Linked DNA regions of Homo sapiens: region 2 is linked to region 1. A link is an interaction called in ENCODE POLR2A ChIA-PET data of the cell type or tissue named here. Cell type or tissue: PC-9. All regions are shown on one strand.

The links. Peaks named below come from ENCODE experiments on the same cell type or tissue, not always from the same donor. Only the 100,000 strongest peaks of a DNase experiment are listed, where the experiment ranks them.
Region 2: POLR2A ChIA-PET joins it to region 1 with 8 read pairs; 2 of 35 experiments call an interaction of 5 or more read pairs at or near these places.

What each region holds. Positions count from the first base shown.
Region 1 is chr2:74,681,713-74,684,212 of GRCh38, forward strand. It overlaps SEMA4F (ssemaphorin 4F), which reads left to right. Exons shown (of 14, transcript NM_004263.5): 14 at 1-2,129. Among named protein-coding and RNA genes, the nearest start is that of SEMA4F, 29 kb to the left of the region's middle. In PC-9, no CTCF peak of the experiment used is centred here; no DNase peak of the experiment used is centred here.
Region 2 is chr2:74,582,241-74,584,740 of GRCh38, forward strand. The region is part of intron 4 of M1AP (meiosis 1 associated protein); the gene reads right to left. Among named protein-coding and RNA genes, the nearest start is that of DOK1, 29 kb to the left of the region's middle. In PC-9, no CTCF peak of the experiment used is centred here; a DNase peak (open chromatin) is centred at 1,471.

The sequences.
Region 1 (2,500 bases):
GGCTCTAGGCTTCTCCTGCTGAGTCCTGGTCTTGGCCTGTGAATGTGCCTCGTTCATCCCTGGTGCTTGAGCCCCTCAAGCTCCAGTCAATGATCCAGTCCTTCCCCTTTGAAGTTTTCTGCTCTACTTTCCTTGGCAGCAGCCTGTGAACTACTCAAAAGAGTCCCCTTGGGTTTGGAATTATCAGTGGCTTTGCCACTAGTAAATGTGTGATCTTCGGCAAGTAACCTAACCTAGGGACATCAGTTTACTCATCTGCGAAGTGGGGATAATAAAACCTACCTCAGGGTTGCTTCAAGGATTAAATGAGAAAATATGTCAACAATAAAGACCTGTCTGTACCAATAGATGTTGTTATTGCAAAAATGGGCTTACTATCCATAACCATATAGCTTAACTATATGATAACCATGACATTCGTAGGCTGGGCATGGTGGCTTACGCCTGTAATCCCAGCACTTTGGGAGGCCAAGGCAGGTGGATCACAAGGTCAGGAGATCGAGACCATTCTGGCTAACACGGTGAAACCCCGTCTCTACTAAAAATACAAAAAATTAGCCGGGCGTGGTGGCGGGGGCCTGTAGTCCCAGCTACTCGGGAGGCTGAGGCAGGAGAATGGCGTGAACCCGGGAGGTGGAGTTTGCAGTGAGCCAAGATCACGCCACTGCACTCCAGCCTGGGCAACAGAGCAAAACTCCGTCTCAAAAAAAAAAAAAAAAGATAACCATGACACTCGCAATCATATTAAGCCTCACTCAGTAAAGGACAGTCATTGTTTCACAGATATCCTGTTCTGGGTCACCTCTGGACAGCTCATAGCTGCTGGTTTCTAGGTTTTAGGAGGCAGATCTATGATTTTTGTAATCCTCAGACCTGTCTGACCTTAGTGGCCTGAGATCCCTTTGTATAGAATGGAGGAAGGCTGTGTGTTCTTTGGTTTACCCTCAGCCTATCTTTCAACCCCACTCACTTGAGGTTGTGGCCTAGTTCCTCTTTGGGGGAGGGAGGAAGGTGGGGAGATGTCAAAGGGGACTGGGCTTCCTGTGGGGAGTGGGAGAGAAGAGTTTTTCAAGGAGGAGAGAGACCAGGGCTCTTATACTCTGGGCCACTATCTGCCTGCTCTAATCACCTAGGGCCAGGCACCAGACAACTAGGGATGGCCTCTTTACCCCAAAGCCTGCTGAAATTACTCAAACTAGCCAATCCTAAGTCTGCCTACCCTGCCTCAGTCATTCCTTCCAATGGAAACCACAATAAGCACTCTTGCCCACGTTTTCCCTGCTCCCTCTGCATCCCAACTGACCCTGGTGCTTCCCCATGTGGCCCCTGTATAGTGTGCTTTGCCTCCTGTTTCTAGGGACCTGTGAGTATCAGCTTTCTCGATGACAGTCATTTCTGTGTCTATGTGTCTTATTATACCTTATTAAAACAAACCTGGGTACATTTGTAAGACAGCAGGGATTCTCTGAAGATTAATGATTGAGAAGGATGATTGGACCTGTCTAGTCAGGGAGGCTGAGGCCTCAGGCCTTCATTAGGCACGTTGCATGTCTGTCAAGTAAGGGCCACTAATCACCTCACATGGGTTCATCTGAACTTTATGCCAGCCCAAAACACGAGGACGTGCCACCCATCCTCAGCACTCTCAAGACACACTTAAGTGTGTTTGATACGTAAGCTCCAATTCCTTCCTCCATAAGAAGAGAGAAGGCAGAAGTGGCTTTCCCCGAGGTGAGGACGGGGATGGGAGTTTTTTCTTTTGAGTGATGTAGACCTATGCCCTGCTTCCATGCCACTTCCTCAGATGTGACAGACCTCTGCTGGGATGGAATGTGTGTTTGCTGGAGACAGCTGTGGCATAGAGGATTGTGAGAAAGGGTCCCCATGCTTGGTGTGGAAGGAGGGAGCTGCTCACCCTCTGTATGGGCTTGGATGAGGAGCTTCTCAGCGGCAGTCATAAGAACCAGAGGATTTTCTGCCCTTTGCTGGGAGCCACATGAGCCCCCTGGATTCATGTGGAATTCTTGGGAGAGGGATGACCACCCTGAAGATGGCTGAGATCAAATATCTCATCAGATGACTGGATGCTTAGAATCGGGTTAACTTGATTAAATAAATAAATAGAAATAGTTTTTGTACCTATGAGTTTGTGGAGAAAAATTCCTGCCCACTATACTAATATCAGCATTTCTAAAACGATCTGTCTGGAGCATATGCGTGATGAACCTACCTATAGATAGAGCAGAGTAGCTGTAAATGGGGTGGAGTTGAGTGAGCACCAAGTGCTCAAAATGAAGAAAGAGGACTTCCCTCCAACCTTTTGCAGGAGTCATCCCCCTAATGCAACTTCTCCCCACACATATCCACCAAATTAACTTTTTTTTTTTTTTTTTAACCAGACAAAGCCTATGGTTTCATCATAATAATATAGGTCATCATAGATTGAGATTGCCTTGTAATTCCTAGGTAAACGTCCTTGGAAAAAAGGGAATATGAACCT
Region 2 (2,500 bases), 99 kb before region 1:
AGCTTCCACACCTATTTTTTGATCCATTGACTGTATCTCTAGACATCTAGCCTAGAGACATTCTTGAGCAGTACACAAAGGCATATGCAAAGATGTTTGGTATAGCATTGCTGTAATAATAAAAACCCCAAACGGGAAGCAGTTCAAATCCCCTCAATAGGGAATATTTAAATTATGACACACTCAAACTATGGAGTATTACGTGTTTGTTAACAAAGCTAAATGTACTGACATGAAAAACTAGGAGATAGTAAGTAAATAAAGGAAGCTGTAGAACAGATATAACATGATCCCATTTATATAAAAATAAAACTATCTACATATATATATGTAAATGCATTTTACAAAGCTCTGGAAGGCTATCATCAAACTGTTAACAGTGGACAGGAAGTGGAAATAGGGCAGGGTTCTGAGATACTTTCCCTTTTTACTCTTCATACTTCTATACTGTTTGAATTTTATTGGAGTTGTGCATTTCTTGTGTTAAAAAAAATTCTAGGTGGGGCATGGTGGCTCACACCTGTAATCCCAGCACCTTGGGAGGCTGAGGTGGGTGGATCACTTGAGCTGAGGAGTTCAAGACCAGCCTGGCCAACATGGTGAAATCCTGTCTCTACTAAAAATATAAAAATTAGCCAGGTGTGGTGGCGGGCACCTGTAATTCCAGCTACGTGGAAGGCTGAGGCACGAGAATTGCTTGAATCTGGGAGACAGAGGCTACAGTGAACCAAGATCAGGCCACTGCATTCCAGCCTGGGCAACTCCATCTCAAAAGAAAAATAAATAAATAAATAAAATAAATAAAAAATAAAACATGGGAGAAAGAAATCCACTGTAAAAACAAACAAACAAACAACCCCAAAACATTCTAGAATATAAAAACCACCAAAAATTATACAGCAATGCAAATTAAATACTTAGTTGAACAAAGGGGACTTCAGCTTCATGTTATTTTACAGTGAAAATGTGTTCTATTACTACTTGTTATAAAAAATTAATTTAAAAAAATTAAAAGGAAAAAAGATGAATTTTGGGGTATCCCCTTATAGTAGAGAACCAAGCCTGGAGCATCAGTCATTGGCATACTGTATCTCACAAGTGTGGTTAACAGCAAAAAGGATGGGGAGGGTCTGGTAGAGTGTGATTTAATTCCAAATCTGAATGAATGGAGCTGGGTAGGTGGGGTAATGAGGCTTTGCTGGTGTACTTCCAGCTTCGGGCAACACTAGCTAAGGAATTGGGGCCTGGGTCTGCAGGTAAAGGTCATCAGTGAAAGCCAAATATGAGGTGGTGGAAGAAGCACAGAGCAAATAAGGGAAGAACTAGAAAGAAGCTGAGGGGGAACTCTACTTTCCTTGCTTCATCAGGAGGGATCTCTGAAATACTTTTACAAAGGGCCTAAGAAAAGCCAGTTGCTCCAATGAATTAGCTTCTGTGTATGACTCATAGACCCCAGGGAGAAGGCTGGATTATTTCTAGAATGACATTCCTGAGGACAAGTTTGCAGAGGTGGCAGACTTTCCACAGGGAACAAAGGGGCTTCAGTCCAACATACTTGTTCCAACACAGGGGAACTGTGGTGAAAATGACTTCATGTCATATTTAACAACTTATCCTGCAGCTGAAAAGGGGCATCAAATGCATTTCTCTATGGCCAGAATGATAAAAACTCTGCCATCTTCCATGAATAGTTATGAGGATTCATTGTTAACTAGTTAGTTATTTCATTCATTCCATCAGATATATCTGACACTCTGTGCCCTTATGGAGTTTATAAAGCAACATGAATCTTGACCATTTTTCCCCAAACTCTCATCTGCCTCATTATGTTTTAGGGTACTACTGTGATATATATAAAGTCATTGCCAAAAAAACATTCCTTGCAAGTAAAGAGAAATATCTTTTAAAAAAATAATGTGCATTTTATTTTGTCACAGGCAAAACAAGGAGTAATTTAATTTTTCTAAGCCTGAAGCCTGTACTTTGATTTGAGTAACAAGTATGAAAATGACTCAGCAGCTTCTCTTCAGTGAGGCAAAACAGTTCTTAAAGCATAAAGTGGCGGCTACTAAAGCAATGCAACCGAGGCCAGGCATGGTGGCTCATGCCTGTAGTCCCAGCTACTTAGAAGTCTGAGGCAGGAGGACAGCTTGAGCCCAAAAGTTCAAGACCCACCTGGGCAACATAGTGAGACACTGTCTCAGTTGCAAAAAAAAAAAAAAAAAGAAAAAGAAACAGAATTGAGCAAAGGAGCTAAGAAAAGTAGAGAAGATAAACTTGCTGAGTTGAAATAACAGAATTTTTGGGAAAAGAAGTAAGTGTTTCTTTTCTTCTCCCCAGGGAAAGGGTGGATGATGAGACACTCCTACCACAGGCAATGTGAGGGAGCAATGCAAAGCCATGTCCCATCAAGAATCTGGAAGTAAGGAAAATAAAGGTTTCCTCAGAGAGTTAAACTATAAAATCAACCAGAATGGTGAGGCCAATGAAAAAGTTACCC